2 separate regions of the Homo sapiens genome follow, and region 2 is linked to region 1. Evidence: chromatin contacts called from ENCODE Hi-C or POLR2A ChIA-PET data. All regions are on one chromosome and are shown on one strand. Each heading gives the region's core, a stretch centred on a gene start or an enhancer-like site at or near the end of the contact. The rest is flanking DNA. Distances are from core to core; before and after follow the strand shown.

What was found. Hi-C counts contacts between places; a loop is a spot of excess contacts on that map. ChIA-PET counts read pairs that join two places held with the same protein, here RNA polymerase II (POLR2A). Pooled maps may share reads with other maps.
Region 2: a loop to region 1 is called in a map of mammary epithelial cell, with 3 times the contacts of the local background. The contact joins two enhancer-like sites. A Hi-C loop is called at or near these places in 4 of 168 maps with a recorded cell type or tissue (CD4-positive, alpha-beta memory T cell, GM12878, heart right ventricle and 1 more), 15 of 37 single-sample maps with no recorded cell type and 8 of 50 pooled maps. POLR2A ChIA-PET finds 5 or more read pairs at or near these places in 4 of 52 experiments (AG04450, H1, OCI-LY7 and 1 more).

The regions. Positions count from the first base shown.
Region 1 is chr7:5,321,790-5,329,203 of GRCh38, forward strand. It overlaps TNRC18 (trinucleotide repeat containing 18), which reads right to left. Exons shown (of 30, transcript NM_001080495.3): 20 at 3,307-3,459; 21 at 2,425-2,566. Among named protein-coding and RNA genes, the nearest start is that of SLC29A4, 43 kb to the left of the region's middle. RefSeq lists enhancers at 769-1,302, 1,303-1,836. Within about 2 kb of position 6,027, at least 3 of the 41 ENCODE cell types and tissues checked have a DNase peak (open chromatin) inside an H3K27ac peak, as active enhancers do.
Region 2 is chr7:5,237,640-5,244,628 of GRCh38, forward strand. No RefSeq gene overlaps it. Among named protein-coding and RNA genes, the nearest start is that of SLC29A4, 42 kb to the right of the region's middle. RefSeq lists enhancers at 2,579-2,873, 3,347-3,436. Within about 2 kb of position 3,059, at least 9 of the 41 ENCODE cell types and tissues checked have a DNase peak (open chromatin) inside an H3K27ac peak, as active enhancers do.

The sequences.
Region 1 (7,414 bases), core at 4,777-7,276:
GCCTCCCAAGCAGCTGGAATTACAGGTGCCTGCCACCAGGCCCGGCTAATTTTTGTATTTTTAGTAGAGACGGGGTTCCACCATGTTGGCCAGGCTGATCCCGAGCCCCTGACCTCCGGTGATCCACCCTCCTCAGCCTCCCAAGTACTGGGATTACCGGTGTGAGCCACCGTGCCCGGCCTCTTTCTTTTTTTTAATAATTTTTTCAAGCCAGGCGCGATGGCTCACACCTGTAATCCCAGCACTTTGGGAGGCTGAGGCGGGCAGATCACAAGGTCAGAAGATCAAGACCATCCTAGCTAACATGGTGAAACCCTGTCTCTACTAAAAACACAAATATTACCCAGGTGTGGCAGTGCACGCCTGTAGTCCCAGCTACTTGGGAGGCTGAGGCAAAAGAATTGCTTGAACCTGGGAGGCAGAGGCTGCAGTGAGCCGAGATCACGCCACTGCACTCCAGCCCGGGTGACAGAGAGTCAGATTCCGTCTCAATAATCATCATCATCATCATCATCATCATGATGTCAGAGACAAGGTCTTGCTTTGTCATCCAGCCTACAGTGCAGTGGCAAGATCATAGCTCACTGCAGCCTGGAACTCCTGGGTTCAAGCCATCCTCCCACCTTAGCCTCCTGAGTAGCTGGGACTATAGGTGCACACCACCATGCCTGGCTAATTATTTTTTGTAGAGACAGGGTCCACTATGTTGCCCAACTGATCTCGAACTCCTGGTCTCAAGTGATCCTCCCACCTCGGCCCCCCAAAGCACTGGGATTACAGGTGCATGTGACCACACCCCACCTACCTCTGAGACTTTCCATCCACTTTTTCTTTCTGGCGGAAATGAATGCCCGGGGGCAAACTTGCCGACGGCGGTCACCTCTCATTGCCCCAACCCTCTGCTCCCTCCCTCTCCCTGCCCCTGCCAAGACACTTGGGCCTGCCCTTCCTCCTCAGTGGGACCTTTCACCTGGTCTGTCCCCGACATTCTCATTACCCAGATGGCTCGCTGGGAGAGGGATGGGTGGGACGGCCGTATCCCTGCTGTGCCTGCCTGTGGCCTTGTCACTGGCAGAGTCGACTTCCCACACCCTGACGTTGGGCTTGGCCATGTGGCTCTCAGAAGTGGCCGGGGCCCAATGCTGAGCCTAGGCCTCGAGAGAGCTCTTAAGCCCAACTTTTCCTCTTAAGCCACGGGTCTGGCAGGATAAACAACACACGCAGAGAGGACCACAGACCTGGAGCAGCTGACCCCTGGCCAGCCCATCACCGCAGGAGCAAGGCCACTGGGGGTCTGCATGGCCACCCAGCAGCCCTACATGCCCCTGAGACGCACACAGGCGGCGGCTGGTTGTCACATAGCGGCAGGTGACCAATGCAGCCTTGGGGCGGCCGACTCCTTCTCACTCGCTCCCCCATCCATACCCACGATTTCGCCTCTGGGCTACAGACCCCTGGGTCCCAGCCTGGGCGTGACTTCCCGATTGAGTCATCAAAGCCCAGCACATGACTCTCCCTGACCCGGGTCTCAGGGACAGGGCTTCCCCCCACCCCCACACCTGTCCTCACCCTTCCCTTCCCCTCTCCTCTGCCTGCACCCCCGACCCCACCTCCCATCCACACTCCCTCCTAATGTGTGCACCCTGCCCCGCCTCCTTCCCTGCTGCCCCCATGGCAGCCCCAGGCTACAACCCACTCTCGCCTGGACAGCACAGCCTCCTAACTGGACTCCCTGCCTTCCCTGGGGCCCCCACTCGTTCTCTGTGCAGCACCAGACAGTTTTTTTTTTTTTGAGACACAGTTTTGCTCTTTGCCCAGGCTGGAGTGCAATGCAATGGCATGATCTTGGCTCACCGCAACCTCCGCCTCCTGGTTTCAAGTGATTCTCCTGCCCCAGCCTCCCGGGTAGCTGGGATTACAGGCGCCCGCCACCACACCCAGCTAATTTTTGTATTTTCAGTAGAATCAGGGTTTCACCATGTTGGCCAGGCTGGTCTGGAACTCCTGACCTCAGGTGATCTGCCCAACTCGGTCTCCTAAAGTGCTGGGATTACAGGCATGGGCCACCACGCTCGGCCCAGACAGCTCATTTTAAAGCCAATCTGACCATATCACATCCCCACATCTAACCTCAGAAAGCTTCGCATTTTCCTTAGGGCCAACACGGAACTCCTTCCCAAGCCCCGCAGGACCTGCCTCCTCCCTGGTCCCAGGGCCGCTCTCTTGCCTCATCTGCAGTTGACTAAGCTGCAGCCAGTCCAGCCTTCTCATCGACCCGGATAACTCAGCCTCAGGATCTCTGCTCCTGTGGTTCCCTGCCCCCAGCTAGCCCAGCCCTTCAGTCTCAAGCCTTGCTCAGATCTGCCTCCCCCAAGGGAGGCTCCAGCAGCCCCGCCCGGCACATGTGGCATCACGGCCACTCACCCGGGGTCAGCGGCCGCTCCACAGCCCCGCCACGCGGCAGGTGCTCGTCCTCAGAGAAGCTCGAGTCTTGGTTGGGTTCAAAGTCCTCCTCGGCTGCCATGCTCTCCATCAGCTTGCTCACGGCACCCCCCTTGCCGCGGTTCTGGGGACAGAACATGGCCGACAAATGACTTAGGACCTGAACAGGGGTCCTGCCGGGTTGGGGACCCTCTCTGGAAACCTGGAGCCACAGTCAGGCCGCAGGGGGAATCTGTCATGTGCATGGCAGGGATCCCAGTTAGGGGCACCCCAGAGGCCAGGGGGAAGGTGAAATGGGCCCAAAACCCAGCTGGCCCATGCTCAGTACTCGGTGCTCAATACTCAGTACTCTGTGCTCAGTATCAGCACTCAGCACTCAGTACTCACTACCATACCTCAGTCCATCACTATGGCAGGTGCCTCCGTTCCCTTCTTAGAGAAACTTCAGCAGCATCTCCAGCATTTCCACCCAATGGGCTTGAGGAAAAACCACTCGGGCAGGGGCTAGCAGGTGTGGGGAGTGGACATGCCATCATCTGCCACTCGGGCAGATTCACCCAAGCCTGAGGGCCCTGTGAGGACCTGGTGCTGGGCTGGGGGCCTGTCACCCAGGTCTCCTGGTCTCTGTTCCAGTGTCCCTCGCCCCCGCTAGAGCAGACATTTCCTGAGGACAGGAGCAGAGTCCCCAGTATCTCCTTATCCCTGGAGTGTGGGGACGGCCACATCACCCTCGTCACCCGCAACCTCTCTGAGCCACAGCTATAGGGAGGGTGAATACAGAGGAGCAGGTGGAGCCCCCTGCCCTGACCACAGGAGCATGGCTGAGCCCCCCACAGCCCCCAACCAGGGCACGGTGAGCCTCACCTCCTTCTTCACCTCCTTCCCTTTGGCCTTGGCTTTGCTCCTTTTGGCAGCGGTCAGGGAGCTGGCGTGAGGAGCCCTGGCCTCAGAGGGCAAGGCAGGAGCTCGGGGCGGCGGCAGCCCAGCTCCTGGCCCAGCCTCTTTCCCTTTCTTCTTCTGGAGGAGGAAGCAGCAGAGAGGAGCCATCAAACGGCAGGGAAAGCACAGGCAGCACCCCTGTCCCCCTCACTCACTCACCCCCAAGTTCTGTGCCACCCCAAGTGCGCCCTCCCAGGAGGAACAAAACACCCCTTCTCTCTCTTCCTGCAAGCGTTTTTGGTTTTGGGTTTTTTTTTGTTTTTTTTTTTTTGAGACGGAGTCTCGCTCTGTCACCGAGGCTGGAGCGCAGTGGCGCGATCTTGGCTCACTGCAAGCTCTGCCTCCCGGGTTCACGCCATTCTCCTGCCTCAGCCTCCCGAGTAGCTGGGACTACAGGCACCCGCCACCACACCTGGCTAATGTTTTTGTATTTTCAGTAGAGACGGGGTTTTACCGTGTTTGCGAGGATGGTCTCGATCTCCTGACCTTGTGATCTGCCCGCCTCGGCCTCCCAAAGTGCTGGGATTACAGGCATGAGCAAACGCGCCCTGCAATTTTTTTTTTTTTTTTTTTTTTTTTTTTTAGAGACAAGGTCTCGCTCTGTTGCCCAGGCCAGAGGACTGTGGCACCATCACCACTAAATGCAGCCTCGACCTCCTGGGCTCACGTTATCCTCCTACCTCAGCCTCCTGAGTAGCTGGACTACAGGTGCACACCACCACACCCAGCTAAGTTTTTATTTTTTTAGAGACAGGGTCTTGCTATGTTGCCCAGGCTGGTCTCAAACTCCTGGTCTCAAGCAATCCTCCCGCCTTGGCCTTCCAAAGTGCTGGGATTACAGGCTGTTTTTAACGTGTATTATCTTATTACTAGTATATATTACTTGTTGCCCCGTCTGCCCAAAAAAGACACCACTGAAGTGTATATATGTTGCAAGTTCCTCTCCAGTGACCCTCCTACCAACTCCACAGAGTCAGCTACTAGTAACAGCATGGTGTATCCTTCTAGAACTTTCCACAAGCACACACAACCGTGTAAATATGAAGGCTACGCAGACACAACCATGCACACACAGTATTTTAAAAAAAAAAAAGTGGGAATTTACCAACAGTCCTGCTTTGCAACGTTTCCCCTCAACATGACTGATACATATGAAAGGAGCTTCATTTTAACAGCAGCCTATTGAGCCAAGGTATGGAGAAACCCTAATGCACTTACTTTAACCACCCCCGCGATGAGAAGGGCCTGTAGGCTGCCTCCGTTTTTTCACTCTCTGTTTTGTTGTTGTTTTTGAGACAGGGTCTGGCTGTGTTGCCCAGGCTGGAGTGCCATGGCACAATGACAGCTGACTGATAGCCTCAACCTCCTGGGCTCAAGCAATCCTCCTGCCTCAGCCTCCCAAGTAGCTTGGACTACAGACATGTACCGCCATGCCCAGCTAAAAAATCTACACTTTCTAAAAGGGACACGTCTAAAACAAATGGCCATTAGCTGGGCATGGTGGCGGGTGCCTGTAATCTCAGCTACTCGGGTGGCTGAGGCAGAATCATCACTTGCACCCGGTAGGCGGAGGTTGCAGTGAGCCGAGATCGCGCCACCACACTCCAGCCTGGGCAAAAAAGAGCAAAACTCCGTCTCAAAAATAAAATAAAATTAAGGAAAAAAAAAAAAAGGCCAGGTGCAGTGGCTCCTGCCTGTAATCCCAGCACTTTGGGAGGCCGAGGCGGGCGGATCACGAGGTCAGGAGATCGAGACCATCCTGGCTAACACGGTGAAACCCCATCTCTACTAAAAATATAAAAAAGTAGCTGGGCATGGTGGCACACGCCTGTAGTCCCAGCTACTCGGGAGGCTGAGGCAGGAGAATCGCTTGAACCAGGAGACGGACGTTACAGTGAGCCGACATCGTGCCACTGCACTCCAGCCTGGGCGACAGAGTGAGACTCTGTGTCAAAAAACAAACAAACAACAACAACCACCAAAACAAATGGCCAAGGCCAGGAGAGGTAGAAAAGTAATAAATAAAGATAACAATGGTCAAATGCTACCAAGACAACAACAGAAGTCACAGCGTCCATATCCAAAATGAAAGTCAAAGCAGAGAGCATTAAAAGAAACAAAAAATGGTATGTTCTAGGGAAAAAGAATATACAGTTTAATCCCCATTTTGGGGGGGAAAAATATATATGTGTGTGTTTGTGCGTGTGTGTGTGTGTGTGTGTGTGTGTGTGTGTGTGTGTGTCTGTGTGTTTTATTTTCTTGTTGCTGCTGAACTCTTTAATGCAAGTCATCCTTCTGGAATCAGAGGCATCTTAGGCGCTGAAAGAATGTTAGTGGCGCTGTCCCCTTATCTCTGGGATCCGTCATTAAGCAGATAGCTGCAGCTCCTGGTACATGTCCCTGCAGCTGTACCCACAGGGAAACAAAAGGAAATGACAGCAGAAAAAAAAAGGCCTGAATGGATTTTTCTTTTCTTTATCTTCCAAATTACTGTTATAATCAGATAAAGCCAGTAACTGTTTCTTTCCCTTTGATCTGAAAACCCACGGCTGGGTGCCTTCCCCTACTTTTTTGTAAAAAAAACATAAAGTAAATAAGAAAATAACTTCCGACGTGATAGAAGTTCTGTATGCAAAACAGAGACGCTGCCTGCTTTGGTAACTATGACAGCAAAACACCATCACCACCCAAACCACCAACCGCCAGCAGGGTCAGTGGCAGGAGACAGGCAGGCAGTGGGATGGCATTCAACCATTTAAAAATACTGACAGCCAGGCGCGGTGGCTCACGCCTGTAATCCCAGCACTTCGGGAAGCCAAGGCAGGCGGATCACTTGAGGCCAGGAGTTCGAGACCAGCCCAGCCAACATGGTGAAACCCCGTCTCTACTAAAAATACAAAAATTAGGCGTGAGGGCACGAGCCTGTAATCCCAGCTACTCTGGAGGCTGAGACAAGAGAATCACTTGAACCCGGGAGGCAGAGGTTGCAGTGAGCTGAGGTTGCACCACTGTACTCCAGCCTGGGCCACAAGAGTGAGACTCTGTCGCAAAAAACAAAAAAAATACTGATGTCCAGGTGTGGTGGCTCACGCCTGTAATCCCAACGCTTCGGGAGGCCAAGGCAGGAGGACTGCTTGAGCCCAGGAGTTCAAGACCATCCTGGGCAACATAAGGAGACCCCACCCCATCTGCACGAAAATAATTTTTTTTTAATTAGTCAGACGTGGTGGTATACACCTGTAATCCCAGCACTTTGGGAGGTCGAGGCAGGAGGATCACTTGAGCCCAAGAGTTTGAAACCAGCCTGGGCAACACAGTGAGACCACCTTCCCCGCCGCCGCCTTTTTTTTTTTTTTGAGACAGAGTCTCGCTCTGCCACCCAGGCTGGAGTGCAGTGGCACAATCTCGGCTCACTGCAACCTCCGCCTCCTGGGTTCGAGCGATTCTTCTGCCTCGGCCTCCCGAGTAGCTAGGACTACAGGTGACCGCCACCACACCCGGCTACTTTTTTGTATTTTTTTAGTAGAGGCGGGGTTTCACCATATTGGCTAGGCTGGTCTCGAACTCCTGACCTCGTGATCCACCCGCCTCGGCCTCCCAAAGTGCTGGGATTACAGGTATGAGCCATTGCGCCCGGCTGAGACCACCGTCTCTTATTAAAAGAAAAATTAGCAAGGTGTGTTGGTGTGCCACTGTGGTCCCACCTACTCAGAGGAGACTGAGGCAGGAAAACTGCTCGAACTTGGAAATTTGAGGCTGCAGTCAGCTACAATCACCACTGCACTCCAGACTGGGAAACAGAGCAAGACTCTGTCTCTTATAAATAAATACAATAAAAATATTGATAGAAGGCCAGGCGTGGTGGCTCATGCCTATAATCGCAACACATTGGGAGGCTGAGGTGGGCCGATCACCTGAGGTCAGGAGTTCGAGACGAGACTGGCCAACATGGCGAAACCTTGTCTCTACTAAAAATACAAAAGTGAGCCGAGCATGGTGGTGAGCGCCTGTGATCCCAGCTACTCGGGAGGCT
Region 2 (6,989 bases), core at 1,809-4,308, 87 kb before region 1:
CCATCAGGGCTTCTCACAGCCACCGTCTGTCTGAGCAGACGCTGAGCATCGTGTCATCCCTCGGACACACACAAGACTCCACTATTCCCTGTGCTGATTTCTGTTTCTGTTACAGCTTCTGCTTCTGATTTTATTTTTTTTTTCTTTGAGATGGGAGTCTCGCTCTGTAGCCCAGGCTGGAGTGCAATGACATGATCTTGGGTCACTGCAACCTCCACCTCTCAGGTTCAAGCAGTTCTCCTGCCTCAGCCTCTGGAGTAGCTGGGATTACAGGTGCGCACCACCAAGCCTGGATAATTTTGCATGTTTCTGTAGAGACGAGGTTCCACCATGTTTCCAAGGCTGTTCTCAAACTCCTGGCCTCGGCCGGGCGCGGTGGCTCACGCCTGTAATCCCAGCACTTTGGGAGGCTGAAGTGGGCGGATCACCTGAGGTCAGGAGTTCGAGACCAGCCTGGCCAATATGGTGAAACCCCGTCTCTACTAAAAAAGAAAAAAAAATTAGCCTGGCTTGGTGGTGCGCCCCTGTAGTCCCAGCTACTCGGGAGGCTGAGGCAGAAGAATCACTTGAACCTGCGAGACGGAGGTTGCAGTGAGCCAAGATCACGCCACTGCACTCCAGGCTGGGCGACAGAGCAAGACTCTGTCACAAAAAACAAACAAACAAACAAACAAAAAAACCTCCTGACCTCAGGTGATCCACCCGACTCGACCTCCCAAAGTGTTGAGATTACGGGCGTGAGCCACTGCGCCCGGCCCTGTTGCTGCTTTTAGAAGTGGCTTTTTCTTCCTGTGCGACATTACTTTTTAGTGGGTCAGCGCAGAAATGTGCTTGGGCTCCCTGCGACGGCGAAGCACCTTTCCTCAAGGGAATCTGAAGACTTTTCCCTGCCTTTCCTCTCCCTCGGGGAGGTCCCCTCAGCGCCCTCCTCTTGACCTTCCCTGGTGCGTTTAGTGCTGAGCCTGTGCCTGAGCCTGGGGACCTGGGAGAGTTCGGACCGAAGTCCACCGAGGGCCGCAGAACGGCAGGGTTGGGGAACTGGCTCCCTGGCGCGCACAGCTCTGTCTGCAGGGCGCGGATCTGCGCTCGGTGTGAGGAGGCACGGTGCATGTTAAGTCGAGAAACTTCTAAACTCCGCCACCAGCTTTGGAAATAACAGCTGGGATTTTCTGCTTAAACCAGCATCCCAGAGCACACGGGTACTAACTAGCAGAAGCCCTAAGTAAAATGAAACGGGCTCTGAAGGAAGTCCTGGAGCCTCCTGCCCGCCTGCCCTCGCCATTCATTCAGTCCTGCAGTGACTCTGAGGAATGGCGTGGGCGGGAGGACAAGTCACCTTTAAAGCCAAGCACCCGGTGGGCGCAGAGGGTCCCGCCTGGAATCCCAGCACTTCGGGAGGCTGATGCGGGCGGATCACGAGGTCAGGAGTTCGAGACCAGCCTGGCCAAAATGGTGAAACCCCGTCTCTACTAAAAATACAAAAAATTGCCTGAGCGCGGTGGCTCACGCCTGGAATCGCAGCACTTTGGTAGGCCGAGGCAGGCAGATCACAAGGTCAGGAGTTCGAGACCAGCCTGGCCAACGTGGTGAAACCCCATCTCTACTAAAAATATAAAAAAATTGGCTGAGCGTGGTGGCGCGTGCCTGTAATCCCAGCAACTCGGGAGGCCGAGGCAGGAGAATCGCTTGAACCCGGGAGGCGGAGGTTGCAGTGAGCCGAGATGGCGCCACCGCACTCCAGCCTGGACGACAGAGTGAGACTCTGTCTCAAAAATAAATAAATAAATAAATAAATAATGCAGATATCTTTAGAAATATAAAATAGTATCCTAGGGGCCAGGCACAGTGGCTCACACCTGTAATCCCAGCACTTTGAGAGCCCGAGGTGAGAGGATTGCTTGAGGCTGGGAGTTGAAGACCAGCCTGGGCAACAGAGCAAGACCCCCGTCTTTACGAAAAATTAAAAAATTAGCCAGGTGTGGCCGGGCATGGTGGGTCACGCCTGTAATCCCAGCACTTTGGAGGCCGAGGCAGGAGAATCACAAGGTCAGGAGATCAAGACCATCCCAGCTAACACGGTAAAACCCCCTCTCTACTAAAAATACAAAAACTTAGGCGGGCGTGGTGGCGGGCGCCTGTAGTCCCAGCTACTCGGGAGGCTGAGCCAGGAGAATGGCGTGAACCCGGGAGGCGGAGCTTGCAGTGAGCCGAGATCGCGCCACTGCACTCCAGCCTGGGCGACAGAGCGAGACTCCAGCTCAAAAAAAAAAAAAAAAAAAAAAAAAAAAATTAGCCAGGTGGGCTGATATGCCCAGCTACTCAGGAGGCTGAGACAGGAAGATCACTTGAGGCCAGGAGTTCGAGACCAGCCTGGGCAACAGTTTGAGACCCGCCGCAGCCTCTACCAAAAAAAAAAATAATAATATTCTAGTTTACAAGCATGCTACAGTTACAAACTCTTCCTTGGTAAGATTTTCCTCCCCAGAGCGCTGTTGTCAGACTCCTGGAGCTGCTGAGGCCCTGCAAGCTGGGTAGACAAGGGAGGCAGGCCGGGCCAGGTGAGCTCCCCTGCACCCCTCCCCGCCCCCGCCCTGCCTTTCCTGTGTTTCTCTGGACCCTAACGCTGCGAGACACAGACGGATAGACCATCAGGACCTCAGGAGCCGCCTGAGTCTCCTCCCAACCCCGAGCTCTGAGGAGGGTGGATGGTTTTCTTCACGGCCACTAGGTGGTGGAAGTCTCCCAACTGTGCAGACATCTGCGGGGCTGGTGGGTTGGCGAGCTGTGGGGGAGGGTGCCCTGGTCAGACTGTGTCCTTGGGGGCTGGGCGGTCGCACCCGGGAGCTTCGCCAATGTGCTAGTTTGAATGAACTCCCAATGCAAAAATGGCAAACAGAGGCCGTGGAGAAACCTGGCTTCCTCCGACAATGGGAATTTCACTCTGTTCTCGTTACCGCCTGTGGATGAATGTGGGTCTCGGAGGGCGCCTCTCCCTCCGGGGAGAGGGTGACCTTGCCACAGTGGGACTCCATTCCAGCGGCAGCTCCCTCCCCTGTCTGTAGCCCCACGGCCTCCTGGCCGCCTGCCTTCTTATTGGCCACCCCTCCCCTCTCAACGACCTGTTTCCTAATCATGCCATTCCCCCGCGGGAGAGCCGATTCATCACCATTTAAAATGGTGAATCGATAAAGCCGGTCAGGCCGGGCGAGGTGGCTCACGTCTGTAATCCCAGCACTTTGGGAGGCTGAGACAGGCGGATCACCTGAGGTCAGGAGTTTGAGGCCAGCCTGGCCAACATGGTGAAACCCCGTCTCTACTAAAAATACAAAAATTAGCTGGGCATGGTAGCGGGCGCCTGTAATCCCAGCTACTCAGGAGGCCGAGGCAGAACACTAACTTGAACCTGGGAGGCGGACGTTGCAGTGAGCCGAGATCGCGCCACTGCACTCCAGCCTGGGCGACAGAGTGAGAGTGCATGTCAAAAAAAAAAGAAAGAAAGAAAAAGAAAAAGCCAGTCAGATCTAGAGAGGGCGACCGGAGCATCACCCCCAGACGGCTTGACTCTGAGCTCCTGACCTCAGCCTTCAGACAGAGGCTCTCCCAACACACACACACATAGACACGTGCGCACACACACACACACACACACACACACACCCCGCACCAGCAAACGCTGTCTGCTCTGAAGCAGGCACTGTGTAGTCTGATATGTCCCCGGGGAAGGAGGGTGGCCAAGCACAGACAGCTCCCGAGAGAGCCTGAGGAGAGAGCTGCCCAGCACCTCAGGATGGAGAAAGTGCTAGAGAGGCCCTTGGCTTCCCTGCATCCCACGGAGATAACAGCAGGTACAGGGAGTGAGGTTCGAGAGCAGTGAGTGTAAACCATAAGGCTCTGCCTGGGCAATACATGGTCCTTTCTCTCTTTTTTTTCCCTCCCTTCCTTCCTTCCCTCCCTCCCTCCTTCCTTCCTTTTTTTTTTTTTTTTTTGAGATGGAGTTTCACTCTGTCACCCATGCTGGAGTGCAGTGGTACAATCTCAGCTCACCGCAACCTCCGCCTCCCAGGTTCAAGCGATTCTCCTGCCTCAGCCTCCCGAGTATCTGGGATTACAGGCACGTGCCACCACGCCTGGGTAATTTTTGTACTTTTAGTAGAGATGAGGTTTCGCCATGTTGGCCAGGCTGGTCTCGAACTCCTGACCTTAGGTGATCCGCCTGCCTCGGCCTCCCAAAGTGCTGGGATTACAGGCATGAGCCGCTGCACCCAGCCTCATTCTTTCTTTTTTCTTTTAGAGTTCGGGTCTCACTCTGTCACCCAGGCTGGAGTGCAGTGGTGGGATCACAGCTCACTGCAGCCTCAACCTCCTGGGCTCAAGTGATCCTCCCACCTCAGTCTCCCAAGTAGCTGGGACTCCTGGTGCCCACTACTATGCCTTTTTGTAGAGGCAGGTTCTCGGTACATTGCCCAGGCTGGTCTTAAACTCCTGGGCTCAAGCAGTCCTCCTACCTCAGTTTCCCAAAGTGCTGGGAATACAGTCATGAGGCACCACACGCAGCCACCTACTCATTCTAAGACCATTCCTTCCCTGTGGTGGTGTTTATGAAATTGGAGTGTTAGGGGCGGGGCACGGTGGCTCACGCCTGTAATCCCAGCACTTTGGAAGGCCAAGGCAGGTGGATCATTCGAGGCCAGGAGTTCGAGGCCAGCCTGGCCAACATGGCAAAGCCCCGTCTCCTTTAAAAAATACAAAAATTAACCAGGCTTGGTGGTGCGTGCCTGTACTCCCAGCTACTCAGGAGGCTGAGGCACGAGAATCGCTTCAACCCAGGAAGCGGAGATTGCAGCGAGTTAAGATCGCACCCCTACACTCCAGCCTGGGTAACAGAGTGAGACTCTGTCAGAAAGAAAGAAAGAAAGAGAGAGAGAGGGAGGGAGGGAGGGAGGGAAAGAAAGAGAGAGAGAGAAAGATAGAAAGAAAGGAAGGAAGGAAAAGAAAGAGAGAGAGAAAGAAAGAAAGAATGAAAGAAAGGAAGGAAGGAAAGAAGGAAGGAAGGGAAAGAAAGAGAGAAAGAAAGGAAGGAAGGAAGGAAGGAAGGAAAAGAAAGAGAGAGAAAGAAAGGAAGGAAGGGAAAGAAAGAGAGAGAGAAAGAAAGAAAGGAAGGAAGGGAAAGAGAGAGAAAGAAAGAAAGGAAGGAAGGAAGGGAAAGAAAGAGAGAAAGCAAGCAAGCAAGCAAGCAAGCAAGAAAGAAAGAAAGAAAGAAAGAAAGAAAGAAAGAAAGAAAGAAAGAAAGAAAATTGGAGTGTTTCACAGCCCAGGGTCATTAATTTGGCCACCTGTCCCCTGGAAATCCGTAACTAAGTGACACCTTAGAATGAAAGAAACGCCTCATGGTGTGCACAGTGACCCATTGGCTTCAGGGCACTTTGCTCACAAAACACCCCTCCCCAAATAGAAGACTCTCCTGGGCAAGGTAACTCATCCCAGCTGGTGGCACAGGGCAGGACAGGGTTCAGTTGCTCCTGGCAGAGGCTGAGGGAACAGGGCCGGGGGAGGCCCCTGCTGTCCTTGTCTGAAGAGCCAGGATCTGCATAGCTCCCCACCCTCAGCCACCCCACCCTGGCTTCCCTGGGCCCCTTCTGAGATGCAGAGATGCGTTCTGGGATTGGCCACCATCCACCCCCAAGCCCAGACCATGGCACCATGCCCCAGGCTGCCTGCGGCCCTCTTCTTGACAGACTCGCAGTCAGGTCCCTGCAGCCTCCTTGGTGCTGACAAATGGCCCCCAGGAGGGTCCCTGGCCACTGCCCCAGAACCCACCATGGGCCCCGCGTCCTGGCCGCTGGCCAGCTCTGTCATTTATGTCCTTCTTGACCTTCGTGGGAGCGCCCAGGCTGCTCCATTCTGTCCTGAAACCTACACCAATGCAGAACGTCACTGTGGTTGGCAAAGTCACTCTGTTTGCTTCAGGTGGGCACCGCAGGCAGGGCTGAGGGCTGTGGCTGCCGTGTTGCCGGCAAAGGAGAAAAACCCGCAATTTGTTCAGACGAGCTCCTTTGCTTAAGGCTCTGGGGAGCATCTTTTCTGGTTATTTTCAGCTTTCTGCTCCTTTTGAGGAAGTTCAAGGGATCAGCTCCTGTCCCCACCCCCTGACTCCAGGGGTCAGACTGTGTCAGTGTTCTGGGGGTCCCTCTTAAGGAGGCACCCCAAATCTGGAAGAACCTCTGGGCTCCTAGAAAGATGAAGACACGTAGAGCTGTGCCCATCACTGGGCAGTTTCCATCAGAGAGGGCTTTGGGGCTTCGGAGCACGGGTCCCTCCCCAGGCCCTGTCCTCCAGAAGGATTTGGATGGGGTCATCGGAGAGAGAGAGCTCGTCCTACATGGCAGCAAGTGGCTCTTTTCACAAACTGTCCCTGCCCCTAGCTGGGCATAGTGGCACGCACCTGTAGTCCCAGCTACTGGGGAGGCTGAGATGGGAGGATCACTTGAGCCCAGGGTCTCGATCAAGGCTGCAGTGAGCTATGATCGCACCACCACATTCCAACCTGGGGGATAGAGTGAGACCCTGTCTCAAAAACAACAACAACAACAAAACAACAAAAACCAGTCTCTAGCCAGGCACAGGGGCTTACACCTGTGTAATCCCAGCACTTTGGGAGGCCAAGGTGGGTGGATCATCTGAGGTCAGGAGTTCAAGACCAGCCTGGACAAGATGGCAAAATCCCATCTCTACTAAAAATAGAAAAATTAGCCGGGCATGGTGGCAGGCACCTGTATCCCAGCTACTCGGGAGGCTGAGGCAGGAGAATCGCTTGAACCTGGGAGGCGGAGGTTGTGATGAGCTGAGATCATGCCACTGCACTCCAGCCTGGGCGACAGAGTGAGCCTTTATCTCAAAAAAAAAAAAAAAAAAAAAGAAAAGAAAAGAAAAGAAAAGAAAGATCACCTGTAACTGCCAGTGCCAGAGCTAACCTGGGGTTAACACTGCTG